Linked DNA regions of Homo sapiens: regions 1, 3 and 4 are each linked to region 2. The links are chromatin contacts, found by Hi-C or POLR2A ChIA-PET in ENCODE. All regions are on one chromosome and are shown on one strand. Each heading gives the region's core, a stretch centred on a gene start or an enhancer-like site at or near the end of the contact. The rest is flanking DNA. Distances are from core to core; before and after follow the strand shown.

Evidence for each region. A loop is a pair of places that touch in the nucleus more often than their neighbours do. ChIA-PET counts read pairs that join two places held with the same protein, here RNA polymerase II (POLR2A). Pooled maps may share reads with other maps.
Region 1: a loop to region 2 is called in a map with no recorded cell type, with 13 times the contacts of the local background. The contact joins the promoter of FLYWCH2 here to the promoter of E4F1 in region 2. A Hi-C loop is called at or near these places in 1 of 37 single-sample maps with no recorded cell type and 6 of 50 pooled maps. POLR2A ChIA-PET finds 5 or more read pairs at or near these places in 1 of 52 experiments (H1).
Region 3: a loop to region 2 is called in a map with no recorded cell type, with 7 times the contacts of the local background. The contact joins the promoter of THOC6 here to the promoter of E4F1 in region 2. A Hi-C loop is called at or near these places in 1 of 168 maps with a recorded cell type or tissue (ascending aorta), 1 of 37 single-sample maps with no recorded cell type and 10 of 50 pooled maps. POLR2A ChIA-PET finds 5 or more read pairs at or near these places in 2 of 52 experiments (Panc1 and WTC11).
Region 4: a pooled map shows a loop between it and region 2 (16-fold over the local background). The contact joins the promoter of CRAMP1 here to the promoter of E4F1 in region 2. A Hi-C loop is called at or near these places in 4 of 37 single-sample maps with no recorded cell type and 10 of 50 pooled maps.

The regions. Positions count from the first base shown.
Region 1 is chr16:2,881,541-2,884,696 of GRCh38, forward strand. It overlaps FLYWCH2 (FLYWCH family member 2), which reads left to right and starts at 1,675. Exons shown (of 4, transcript NM_138439.3): 1 at 1,675-1,826. RefSeq lists an enhancer at 592-1,092 and silencers at 821-1,290, 1,791-1,960, 2,051-2,110.
Region 2 is chr16:2,222,331-2,225,406 of GRCh38, forward strand. E4F1 (E4F transcription factor 1) reads left to right here and starts at 1,261. Exons shown (of 14, transcript NM_004424.5): 1 at 1,261-1,440. The coding sequence starts at 1,284. RefSeq lists silencers at 956-1,095, 1,386-1,475 and enhancers at 1,156-1,325, 1,556-1,695, 2,951-3,076.
Region 3 is chr16:3,022,602-3,026,082 of GRCh38, forward strand. THOC6 (THO complex subunit 6) reads left to right here and starts at 1,434. Exons shown (of 13, transcript NM_024339.5): 1 at 1,434-1,764; 2 at 3,107-3,222; 3 at 3,323-3,387; 4 at 3,462-3,481. The coding sequence starts at 1,726. It overlaps HCFC1R1 (host cell factor C1 regulator 1), which reads right to left and starts at 1,341. Exons shown (of 4, transcript NM_017885.4): 1 at 1,246-1,341; 2 at 873-929; 3 at 632-760; 4 at 24-397. The coding sequence starts at 1,340. The coding sequence ends at 262. RefSeq lists enhancers at 687-786, 769-1,413, 1,414-2,057, 1,447-1,756 and a silencer at 1,177-1,376.
Region 4 is chr16:1,610,867-1,614,006 of GRCh38, forward strand. CRAMP1 (cramped chromatin regulator 1) reads left to right here and starts at 1,494. Exons shown (of 21, transcript NM_020825.4): 1 at 1,494-1,791. IFT140 (intraflagellar transport 140) reads right to left here and starts at 1,206. Exons shown (of 31, transcript NM_014714.4): 1 at 1,102-1,206. RefSeq lists enhancers at 941-1,000, 1,389-1,889, 1,890-2,390 and silencers at 1,151-1,680, 1,701-1,820, 1,851-2,010.

The sequences.
Region 1 (3,156 bases), core at 425-2,924, 660 kb after region 2:
AAATATAAAAATTAAGCATGATTACCGGTGCCTGTAATCTCAGCTACTTGGGAGGCTGAGGCGGGAAAATCGCTTGAACCCGGGAGGCGGAGGTTGCAATAAGCAGAGATCACGCCACTGCACTCCAGCCTGGGCGACAGAGCGAGACTCCATCTCAAAAAAAAAAAAAAAAAATCTTTGACATCAGAGATTCATATACAAAGATATTTATAACATCATCAAGTTAAAAACAACCAGTAGTCTGTGAATGATTAATAGATAACAGCAAATAAATGCACAAAGGTAGCTGGGCACGGTGGCTCACTCTTGTAATCCCAGCACTTTAGGAAGCCGAGGCGGGTGGATCACCTGAGGTCAGAAGTTCAATACCAGCCTGGCCAACATGGTGAAACCCGTCTCTACTAAAAGTACAAAAATTAGCCGGGCGTGGTGGCGGGCGCCCGTAATCCCGGCTACTCAGTAGGCTGAGGCATGAGAATTGCTTGAACCCGGGAGGCAGAGGTTGCAGCGAGCCGAGATCACGCCACTGCACTCCAGCCTGAGCGACAGAGCGCAATTCTCGTTTCTAAAAAAAAAAAAAAAGCACAAAGGCCTTGAATGACACCAGACAATGCCCGGGGAGATAGGATAGTGGGATGGGGGCAGCGGGAGCCTTGGTAGCGGAGTCCACGGTGGGATTCAGAGACCTGCAGAGCCAGGGCCGGGAGGGGCAGGGCAGAGGAAGGGCGTGCAGCGACGCTGGCATTCGGACGTGAGAAGGCGGAAGGTGCGGGAGGCCCCAGAGGATCTCGACCTGGACCCTGGAGCCCTGGGGCGGTGGCACATTCAGCGGCCGCTTTAGAGCGAGGGGGGCGGGGCGCGGAGCCAGGCTTAGGGGGACCAAGGTGGCCGGGGTAGTGGGGGCGACCCCGCGGGGCTGGGAGAGCCGCGGTGAGCCTAGGGGGCTGTGCGGGGGCCGCTCTGGACGCTGCAGCCAAGTGTCCCAGGAAAGCAGCGCCCAGGGCCCCACAGCTCCCTGTGCCCGGACCCAGCCCAGTCCCACTGCAGTGGGTGGCTGGAGGATGGCGAGTGTCCCGGGCACCCCTTGGGCCGGGTGAACGTGGTTGGGCACGGAGAGGGCGGGGCCCGTGGGCACGGGTGGGCCCAATGGGCCAGGGCTGGACCAATAACGAGAAAGGATGAATGGACAGGGGCTGAACTACAGAGAGAGGGCGGGACTATTGGGCGAGGGCTGGACCAATGGGCAGGGGCTAAACTAATAGACGAGGGCTGGACCAATGGCGCGGATGAGGCTGCTGCGTCGTCAAGGATGCAGAGCTTAAAGCAAGGCAGTGGCTTCCATGAGCCTAAACACCTTCCCTCCGCACGCTCGGTATCGCGACGGGGGAGAGCAAAACCTTTAAACAAATGCTCCAGTTTTCCCCGCAGAGAGCCGGAGTCAAATCCGTGAGGAAGCCCGGGGGTCGCAGTGAAGCCCAACCCACTGGTGCTGGGATAACCTCGCCCGCAACCCGGATCCAGGCCGCAGGTCCCCCGAGGCTCCGCCCCTGACGGCGACACTCAATCCCGGGTGTCCCCGCCCCCTTACTGAATTTTGGCCCCGCCTCCGCCCTCCGATTGGCCGGACGCCAGCTCTACGCCGCACGGGCAAGACGCGGAGGAGCGGCCCCAGCCAGAAGACAGGGCACCCGCGGCCTTGCTGCGCATGCTCGCGCTGTGACCCCGGCTTGAGGTAACAGCGCGAGCTGAGGCTGGGGCCCTTGGCGCGGAGGCTGAGGGACCCGCCGCGGCGCTGTCGCCGGAGAGGGAGGGCACCGCTGTCGTCGGTGAGGACGGGCCCTGGCGGGCGGGGAGGGTCCTGCGTCCTCGGCATGGACGAGTCCCCGGCCCGGCTCTCTCGGGGGTCCCGAGGGCTGCGGGTGCTGAGGAGGGGTCCGCGTCCTGGTGCTCAGGCCGCCTCCTGTGGGGTCTCCCGCGATTCCCTCTTTGCCTCTCGCCCCTCCTTCCCCACCCCCTCCAGTCCCTTGTCCAAAGCCTCAACACCCCCACACGAAGGAGGTCCGCACTCGCCCGCCGGTCCCTGGCCGTGTCCGCCGCGCCCAGCGCTGCCTTCCCGGCACCCCCCAACCCCCGCCGGCCTCGTCCCACGGTTGCAGCTCGGGAGGTCCCTGCAGGGACGGCAGCGAGTTGGAGGCGTGAGATACTGGGGCGGGGGAGACACTCGGGGCCTCAGGGTGTGGGTATTCTTGAGAGAGGAGAGAGCCGGGGAGCTGGGACCATTTGGGCGCAGCCCAGCCCGCGTTTGATGCCAATTGCATTGGGTAAAGGAGTGAAATAAAGATTCTGAGCCCTGGTGATTAGGGGAAGGAGCTGCCATGGCTGAAATTGCCATGGTGGGGAAGCTCCGCGCTGCACACCTTAGAGTAGCAGTTCTTGGCCTTCTTGGGGCAGGGGTCACTGCCGGTTTTTTAAATCTCCCTGTGAGGACGTGTACTGCACACCTTAGTGTCCCGTCATCCTGTCGGGGTCAATAACAGCCCCGCTGTGGACTGCGTGGAGCAGTAATTATTGGGGAGCAGCTGTCCATATCGTCTGGGAACTTTTGCGATGACTTCACCCTTGCCTGTCATCTATTAACAGCCCCTGATAAATTCACCACTATTTCCGTTACGCAGATGAAACCTGCTGGGAGGGTAAGGGATTTGTCCTCGCGGCTGAGGATGCCGGTGCTGGTGGACATTAGTGATGTTTCTCCCCCGTGCGTATGAAGATGATTCTGTGGGTCCACCATGAGGCACCAGGCAGGGGTCCTGTCGTCCAGAACATCGTCAGTGAGGGATTGAACCTTGTATTAGTTTCCTGTTGCTGTCCTAACAAATAAGGTGGCTTAAAGCAACACAGGCCGGGCGCGGTGGTTCACGCCTGTAATCCTAGCACTTTGGGAGGCCGAGGCAGGCAGATCACAAGGTCAGGAGATAGAGACCATTCTGACTAACATGGTGAAACCCCGTCTCTACTAAAAAAAAAAAAAAAAAAATACAAAAATTAGTCGGGGCCGGCGCGGTGGCTCACGCCTGTAATCCCAGCACTTTGGGAGGCCAAGGAGGGTGGATCACCTGAGGTCGGGAGTTCGAGACCAGCCTGACCAACATGGAG
Region 2 (3,076 bases), core at 11-2,510:
CATGGTGAAACCCTGTCTCTACTAAAAATACAAAAATTAGCTGGCCATGGTGGTGCACTCCTGTAGTCCCAGCTACTCGGGAGGCTGAGGCAGGACAATCATTTGAACCCAGGAGGCGGAGGCTGCAGTGAGATCGCGCCATTGCACTCCAGCCTAGGTGATAGAGTGAGACTCTGTCTCAAAAACAAACACCCCAAACAAACAAAAACCAAAAACAACCCCCATCTCCAAAACCAAAAATTCAACGTGGCTGGGAGTCGTGGCTCACGCCTGTCATCCTAGCACTTTGGGAGGCCGAAATGGGAAAATGGTTTGAGGCTAGGAGTTTGAGACCAGCCTAGTCTAAACAGCAAGACCCTGTCTCTATTTAAAATACATAATGCAAATAAATTTTAAAAAATTTAAAAAGTGGCTGGGCACGGTGGCTCACGCCTGTAATCCCAGCACTTTGGGAGGCCGAGGCGGGCGGATCACGAGGTCAGGAGATCGAGACCATCCTGGCTATCACGGTGAAACCCCGTCTCTACTAAAAATACAAAAAATTAGCCTGGCGTGGTGGCGGACACCTGTAGTCCCAGCTACTCAGGAGGCTGAGGCAGGAGAATGGCGTGAACCCGGGAGGCAGAGCTTGCAGTGAGCCGAGATCGCGCCACTGCACTCCAGCCTGGGCGATAGAAAGAGACTCCGTCTCAAAAAAGAAAGAAAAAAAAATTAAAAGTATATAAAAGAATAAAACAGCTTCGCAGAGCTACCCATGAGCCATCCCCGACCCGTGTTCTTTTCCCGTGACCCGGGTAACCATCTTGGGAGGCTCTAACACCCTAGGCGGTCAGTGGGCAGCAGGCACCACACCCCTGGTTGGAGCTGTGGCGGCTTCCCAGCAGCAGCCGCGGGCGGGGCGACCTGTCCTTAGGTACGGAAGCGCTGGGGCGCGGCTGCCTAGCAGCCGCCAGTCCGCTCGCCCCTCGCGTTCTCTGGCTCTCAAATCCGAGTGCAGCCTCGAACATAGGTCCTTCTGCCGCCCCGCCCCCTGGCTGGCAATCTGCTCCACCGTAACCACGCCCTCCCCACAGTCCCGCCCCATCTTCGCTCTCAGCGCGCCCGGCCCCGCCTCTGCCCTTTAAGGCCACACCGCTATCCAGGCCCGGCTCCCCGCCTGTCCGTCAATCCGCTCCGGTTCTGCCCCGCCCTCCTCTTGCCGTTCCCTCACGCTGGCCTCGGCGCGGCCCGTTGTTATGACGACATGGTCGTAAATCCGCCATCTTCCTGCGGCGCGTTGCGACATGGAGGGCGCGATGGCAGTGCGGGTGACGGCCGCTCATACGGCAGAAGCCCAGGCCGAAGCCGGGCGGGAAGCGGGCGAGGGTGCAGTTGCGGCGGTGGCGGCGGCCTTGGCCCCCAGCGGCTTCCTCGGCCTCCCGGCGCCCTTCAGCGAGGAAGGTAACCGGGCCGACCCGGAGGGTGCGGCCGGGGTGCGGGCAGTTCATCCCGGGCTGGCAGAGGCCCGGATGGCCCGAGCTGCGGGCTCGACCGACCCTCCCAGACCCAGACACCTCGCGGATCTCGCGGGACCCTCACAGCCCTCCACGAAACCCCCAGGTTTGCTGCGACCCTCACGGGCCTCTCCTGCGGGGCGCCTGTCATCCCCCCTCTCTGGTGTGCGTCCACAAGTGCTCGCGGGTTGCTGAGCCCCCGGGCGCCCGGTGTAGACATTCGCAGACGCCGGCGTCCCGGCCCTTCTCTGCCTCCGATGCCTGAGCCTGGCCCTCCCCTCCTCTGGGCCCCTTCCTCCTGCACCTGATGGGCGTCTAGGGCCCTGTTGGTGGTTCCAAGAGGGTGGGGCCTCGGTTTCTCCAGGATCTGGGCTCTGGGCCTGTCCGTAGGGAGGCAGCAGAGCCTAGTGCAAGAGGGCTGGTGCACTGCAGCCAGCCTGTGGCCCCTTCCAGTCCCACACTTGCCGCTTTCTAGTTCTTTGATCCTGGGTAGGTGACCCTACCTCTGTGAACCTCTATTTCCCCTACAGAATGGGGCGGCGGCTTCTGCCAGTAATGTAACAAGCCCTTATCCTGCTTTAGGTTTTTTCATTCTCAAACCAGTCCTGACAGGTGGATGTTATTGTTATTCTCATTTTGGGGATGAGGAAAATCGAAGGTTGGAGACCTGAAAGTGACCGGGTGGGCTGGGTGCGGTGGCTCACGCCTGTAATCCCAGCACTTTGGGAGGTCGAGACGGGCGGGTCACGAGGTCAGGAGATGGAGACCATCCTGGCCAACATGGTGAAACCCGTCTCTACTAAAAATACAAAAAAACAAAATTAGCCGGGCGTGGTGGCGGGCGCCTGTAGTGGGGAGGCTGAGGCGGAGAATGGCGTGAACTCGGGAGGTGGAGCTTGCGGTGAGCCGAGACCGCGCCACTGCACTCCAGCCTGGGCGGCAGAGCCGGACTCCGTCTCAAAAGAAAAGAAAATGACCAGGGTCACCCAGGTAGTTAAGTAGCAAGGGTTGGATTGGATCTCAGCACTGTGAAGGCCTTCACAGCCCCTTTAACTTCCGGGCTCTGCTGCCTCATAGAAGCATCATGGGAATTAAAATAAAGATTGTGGCCAGGCGCAGTGGCTCACGCCTGTAATCCCAGCACTTTGGGAGGCCAAGGTGGGTGGATCACCTGAGGTCAGGAGTTCGAGACCAGCCTGGCCAACATGGTGAAACCCCTTCTCTACTAAAAATACAAAAATTAGCTGGGCGTGGTGGTGCGCGTCTGTAATCCCAGCTACTTGGGAAGGTGAGGTAGGAGAATTGCTTGAGCCCAGGAGACGGAGGTCGCAGTAAGCCGAGATCGCACCACTGCTCTCCAGCCTGGGTGACAGAGCAAGACTGTCTCAAAAAAAGAAAAAAGATTGTGTGTCATGTGCCGAGAGCAGTGTTGGGGATGCACTAAGGGCTCATTCCTGGGGGCACTGAGAGCTTTTGGAGATGGAGCTTGGGTCTGTACCCTCTGAGCTTGTCCTATGAGGCTGCAGATGGCTGGGCACTGTGGCTCATACCTGTAACCCCAACACTTTGGGAGGCTGAGGTGA
Region 3 (3,481 bases), core at 184-2,683, 800 kb after region 2:
GCCCCAGGTTCCAGACTGAAGCCTTCCTTTGCTCAGCAATCTTTATTCAGTTCTTCTTGGGGGTGGGATGCCTCCCTTCCCATGCTCCCACCCCTCCCATCCCAGAACTCCGTTGGGCTCAGTGTCCTCTGTTGAGGGAAGGTCTTGGTGCCCAGATGCCTACTCTGCAGGAGAGGGAGGAACCTTGTCCCTTTGCGGGAGTCGCTGGTCTCTTCTGTTGTGGGGAAGAAGGAAGGTGGGAGGGGCACTGTCCACCAGCACTCAGAGCTCCATTATGTCCCCAGCTGGGGTTGCAGGGTAGGGGGGACTGGGGGTGTCCCCCAGCCTCAGCAGACGGAGGGCCTCAGGGATGAGGCTGCCAGGATAGCGCCAGAGAAGCAGCTCAGAGCAAGGGCTCCTAGAAGAGGAAATGACTGTCAGGGCATGGAGCTGAGGCTGGCCTAGCTGAGCACCTCCCACCAGGTCCAGGTCCCCAGGGGCTCCTGGGTTCCCAGCACTTTCCAAAGAGCCAAGATGGGAAACAACCCAGAGGTCAGCTAGAGCTAAAAATGGCACGATGAGGCAGGGCCTGAGGTCAGCTGTGAGGACCGCCTGTGATTCTGCAGAAGGCCTGGCCAGTGGAGGAACCTACCTGAGTGGGGGCAGGGCTGGGGAGAAGGTCATGGGGGGGCTGCAGTAGGGGTGGTCATTGTGCAGGCTGAGTTGAGAGAAGTGGGTGGCCATGTTCTCCTCAGACAGAAACTGCTTGCGCAGAGGCTCCCTGGGGAGAGATGGCAGAGAGGCAGGCTGGGATACTGACACAGGAGGCAGCCTGTTGGGGACCAGAGGTGACAGAGATCTTGTTGGGAGTCCCTCCCTGCCCCCAAACTCACTGCTCCTCCTCCAGGCGCCGCTTGGTGCTCATGGGCACAGCTCCTCGGAGAGGGGAGCTGGGAAAAAAAGAGAGCCTGGTGCACCCCACCCTCTTGGCCCCTTCCCAAGGATCTGCCCGCCTAAGCCTGCAGCATCAGCCAGGAGCCCCAAGCCCATTCCTGTCTCAGCTGGTGCCGGTCCCCGCTCTCCTGGACCATCCAGCAGGGTACCTCGGAAGTCTCGACCCTCAGCCGCAGCCCCAGTCCCATCTCAGCTCACGCCTAAGCCCCGCCGATTCGCCCCACCCCGTATTCATCCTGCAGACCAGTCCTGAGCACCCAGCCAAAGCTCCTGCGGCCCTTGGTCAGGCCCACCCTGGTCCCCTACACGCACCTGGCGTCCAGGCCCCAAGTCACCCCCAAGGCGGCCCGCGGGAGGCGCTGGGCCCCTCCCTGGGGGCCTCGCTGCAAGGGCTGCTGCAGGATCATTGGGTTTTGGGGTCCTGCGGGTGGGATCTGGGCGACAGGGGAGGAGTCTCTGAGGGCGTGGCCAAGAGAGGATGGGCGTGGCTTTAGGCGGGCACAGCCGCGAGGTTCTGCGCGGGCGCGGAAGACGGGCGGCGCGTGGCGGAAGGCAGGCTTGCTCCTCGGGGTGGGGGAGGGTATCCGGCTTAAGGGGGCTGCGGTGGACACCACTTCTTAATGTCGGGGGTCTTCGCGGCGCTCACCTCGGCTCCTAGGGTTCGGGACGGTACGCACCAGCCACCTTCGCGCCGAAGGCGGTAGGGCGCCACGGAGAGGAACCGCTCTAGGCACGTAAGGCCTCGTGAGGTTGCGTCGCGCGCGGAGCACTCTGGGACTTGTAGTTCTGGAGATGGAGCGAGCTGTGCCGCTCGCGGTGCCTCTGGGTCAGGTGAGACGGACGTGGTGCGCGTTGCCTTCTGGGGTTTGTAGTTCACGCATGGCTGGGACGGGGCGGGCAGGGAATCGTGCCCTGAGCCCTGTTTTGCCTGGGCTATTTGTGGGACTCAGACTCTGACCAGGGGGGCGGGATAGTAACCCAGAAGTGCTTCAGGGGCTTAACGCAAGTCAGAGAGTAGGAATTATAAATCAGTACGTTTTTCTATGTTGGGGTAGTAGAGGTACTTTTTTTTTTTTTTTAATTTTCTAGTTCTTGCAAAGCACTTTTTTTTTTTTTTTGAGACAGAGTCTCACTCTGTCACCTAGGCTAGAGTGCAGTGGCGCGATCTCAGCTCACTGCAACCTCCGCCTCCCAGGTTCAAGCGATTCTCCTGCCTCAGCCCTCCAAGTAGCTGGGACTATAGGCGTGTGCCACCATGCCCAGCTAATTTTCGTGTTTTTAGTAGAGACAGGGTTTCACCATGTTGACCAGGCTGGTCTCGAACTCCTGACCTCAGGTAATCTGCCTGCCTTGGCTTCTCAAAGTGCTAGGATTACAGGTGTGAGCCACCACGCCCGGCCAAATTTTTTTTTTTTTTTTTTTTTTGAGATGGAATTTCACTCTTGTTGCCCAAGCTGGAGTGCAGTGGCTCCATCTGGGTTCACCGCAACCTCCGCCTCCCAGATTCAAGCAATTCTCCTGCCTCAGCCTCCTGAGTAGCTGAGATTACAGGCATGCGCCACCACTCCCAGCTAATTTTGCATTTTTAGCAGAGACAGGGTTTCTCCATGTTGGTCAGGCTGGTCTTGAACTCCTGACCTCAGGTGGTCCACCTGCCTTGGCCTGCCAAAGTGCTGGGATTACAGGCGTGAGCCACTGCGCCCGGCCCCACATTTTTAAATTTTTTTTGAGACAGAGTCTCACTATGTTGCCCAGGCTGCTCTCAAACTCCTGGCCTCCCAGAGCGCTGGATTACAGGCATGAACCACCACACCCGGCTTAAGCACTGAGTGACAGCCCCATGTAAAGCTCTTGTCTATACACTAGCTCATCTAATTGTGATGGAATCTTCTGTGAGCTCCATTTGTCAGTTGAGGAAGCTGGCAGGAGAGGCCTGGGTGCTTGCTCAGAGGTCCCTGAGGCATCACCTCAACTCTCCCCTTCTTCAGTGTCTTCTTGGAGCCACCCATGGGACTGCATGGGCAGGTGCTGGCTTGGGGCGGGGCCGCCTCAAAAGAAGGCTGAGAAGTCAGGACAGTGGGAGGCCTGGCAGGTTTTGGGGGAAGCAGGGAGGAATCTGTGGATGGGAGGTTTCATACGTCCCAGGCAGGCCTCATCCAGTCTTTCCCTGCAGACAGAGGTGTTCCAGGCCTTGCAGCGGCTCCATATGACCATCTTCTCCCAGAGCGTCTCACCATGTGGGAAGTTTCTGGCGGCTGGCAACAATTACGGGCAGATTGCCATCTTCAGGTACCCTCTGCCGCTGTCCACCCATTAGCCCTGGCACTTGGCCCTCATGGGACGGATGCCCCCGTTTCTGACTCCTGGGTCCCCTCCGCTGTCCCTGCAGCTTGTCCTCTGCTTTGAGCTCAGAAGCCAAAGAGGAAAGTAAGAAGCCGGTGGTGACTTTCCAAGGTGGGTATACCTGTGGAGTCTGGCTTCAGGACTTTGGGTGGGATTGGCTCACTCAGTTCTGCATTTCTCTTTAGCCCATGATGGGCCCGTCTAT
Region 4 (3,140 bases), core at 244-2,743, 610 kb before region 2:
GCGGGACGAGCTTTTTCTAGGAGAGACGGCGGCGCAGGGCCGGCGTCTGGGTCCCCTTTGTGTGGAGGGCGCGCTGTCACAGCCCCGATCAACCGCGGCATCCTCCCCTCCTGGGCGTGTTCCCTTCCCGTGCATCCCGAGGCGGAGCCTTTCCAGCACGCGGCGGTCTCGGCCCAGGCCTTCCCTGGGCTCCGCTTTTCTAGTTTCGGAGCGGAGGGCGTGGGTCAAGCGTTTCTGGGAAAGTCGATGCGCTCGGCAGTGTCCTGAGGTGTTGGGTGACTGAGGGCCTGTTCCATCGCCGGGCCCCGGACTCCACAGAGCCAAGCGAGGCAGGGAGCGCCCCCAAGAAAGCAGCTGGCGGCCGGACGCGGGGCTCGCGCTTGGGCTTCCAGCTCTTGGGGGCTGGGGCGGGCGGATCGTTGGAGCCCAGGAGTTCGAGACCAGCCTTGGCAACAAGGCGAGATCCTGTCTCTAAAAAATTACAAAAATTAGCCGGGCGCGGTGGCGCCTCTAGTCTCGGCTACAGGAGGCTGAGGGAGGAGAATCGCCTGAGCCCCGGGAGGCGGAGACTGCAGCGAGCCGAGATCGGGCCACTGCACTCCAGCCTGGGCGACAGAGCGAGTCAAAAAAAAAAAAAAAGAAAAGAAAAAGAAACACTGGAATTTGAGCCGGGCGCGGTGGCTCACGCCTGCAAACCCAGTACTTTGGGAGGCTGAGACGAGCGGATCACTTGAGGTCAGGAGTTCGAGACTAGCTTGGCCAACATGGTGAAACCCCGTATGTACTAAAAACACACAAATTAGCGAGTATGGTGGCGCGCGCCTGTAATTCCAACTACTCGGGAGGCTGAGGCAGGAGAATCGCTTGAACCTGGGAGGCGGAGCTTGCAGTGAGCCAAGATTGCGCCACTGCACTCCAGCCTGGGCGACAGAGCGAAACTCCGTCTCAAAAAAAAAAAAAAAGAAAGAAAGAAACACTGGAATTTGAAAAACACCCCTCTGCTTTCTTGCTATGAAGAAAATGACCAAGTGCCCAGCGCCGCTCGGCTACGCTAACGTAGCGCAGAAGCACATACTCCACCCAGGAAAGGGTGCGCTTAACTGCCTCAGACGTGCTTCCACACTTCTCAGAACTCAGGTTCGCGCCCGATTCCACACTCCGAGCTACCACGCCGTTTTCTTCTCACGTATCCGTCAACACTGCTGCGGCCAATCACAGCACGGGCCCTGGCCTATTGGCTGTCTGTCCACCAATCCAAAGAGACGCACAGTCCGCAAGGTCGCGAGGCTGGCGTCACAACACTACTGGCGCCGCGGGCTCGCCCCCGACGCCCACCGGGCTCGTACGTGCGAGCGCGCCCGCCCAGCGCTAGCCAATGGGAGCGCCGTTTTGGGGAGACGGGCCCGAAGAAACATTGGGGGTGCTCGCCCCCGCGTTCGTCGCCCCGCCCCGCGCGCCCGCGCACCCCGGCCCCGCCCCCGCGCGCCGTCCGTGAGGTCCCCACCGGCCGCCGTAGCCGGAACTGCTGCTGAGGGCGGCGGGCCGGCTTCGCTAGGGTGAGTGGCGGCAGTATCTGCGTCCGCAGCCCCCGCAGCCGCGCGCCGGCCCGCGGAGGGGACGTGCCGGGGCTAGCGCCGCTCGACCAGTCGCTTCCGAGGCGGACGACCAGCCCGGCGTTGCGGCCTCCCTGCAGCCGGCGCTCGGGGGCCGGGGCTGCCCGGCCCGGCTGGTTCTGCGGGCACCCGGGGAGGCCCCGGGAAGCCAGGCTGCCGCCCGGCGTTGATGAAAAAGGTGACCAAGGCTGGGCGGCGGGGCTGTCATGGCGAGGCCCGGCCGGGGGGTCCTGTCGGGCGGCGCGGGAGAGCGCGGGGGGGGCGTCGCTTCCACAGCGCCCGGTACAGCCACAACTGGCCTCAGGGCGAGGAGGCTTCTGCGTCCCCATCCCGAGACGCGAGCCGGTGCGGAGCGGGACGGGGCTGGAGGAGACTGCGCCTCCGAGAAAAGTCCGGTCTCGTTGGAGGTTCTCGCGAAAAGGAGGCCATCCCCCTGCTTGTTGGCCCTTAGGGTAAAGTCTGGACGGCGTCGGTCCTTTCAGTGGCGAAAAGCGCTTCCCCGTGCTCGGTCGGCGTCTTGGGTGTGGAGCCCGGCGAGCGGGCGAGTTCACTCTGGTGGCCGAGTTTGTTTTGCTTGGGTCCCGGGTGGCCTGCGGGCGGACAGGTCCCTGGGCAGCGGGGTTCTCAGCCCGAGACGAGGTCTTTGGGGGTTTAGGTTTCTTGAGTGGAAAGAGGTGGGTTGAGGGGGAAGAGTGGGAAGTCTTGCCACGAAATCCCTTAAGTTGGGGTGTTTGTCGTGGGTGGTTTTGTTCTTTGGCAGAGTTTTTTTTAAAACTAGCATGAACTCGAGATTCCCTAGACCAATTCCGACAGGAGAAAACGGCCACGGATCCTTGTGTGATCTGCACCTCAGGGTGGGGGCATCATTGCGACTTTGAAGCCATTTCCCGATCTCTCGGAAAGAGAGGTCCTCGCCCGCGTCCCTGTATTTCGTGGTTGGTGTTGGTGCCTCGATCGTGTGTTCCTTTGAAGTGGAAATGCCCCCGTTCTCAACAGTTGAGTTGAACGCAGGGTCAGTATCTGCTGAGGAATCTAATCTTCAGCGTTTTTGCTTCCTCACACGTGCCCGTCCCGGACTGTTTCTGGGCTGCAGCTCTTGCTGTGTACCTGATTGTCTGAGTTTATTTTTGAGTGGCTCTGCTTTCTGGGCTGCAGCATTTTTAGTCACTGCACTTTGTTGTTGACATTTTACAGGGCGGTGGGTAGCAAAGTTGATGCAATAATTTTATTAATTGTTGCCAAGAGTTTTAACACCATTGTCTTCTACCGCTTCTTGCACCTGGACCCGGACATAACTGGGCTGTCACTTTCCCGGGTGGTTCCAACCTGTTCCATGCAACAGGCTCCTTTGTTGCAAAAGCATTTTTAACTAGTAAATCCCCGCAGCAGCTCACATTTCCCACCCTGGGAAGAAGATTCCCAGAGACCCGGAGCTGATTATTCTTTATGTGTGTTTTAAAATAAGCAGGCGGGCCGGCGGCATTGGGCCACCATGGAGTTCCCCGTGCGGGCAGGCGAGCCCGCGCT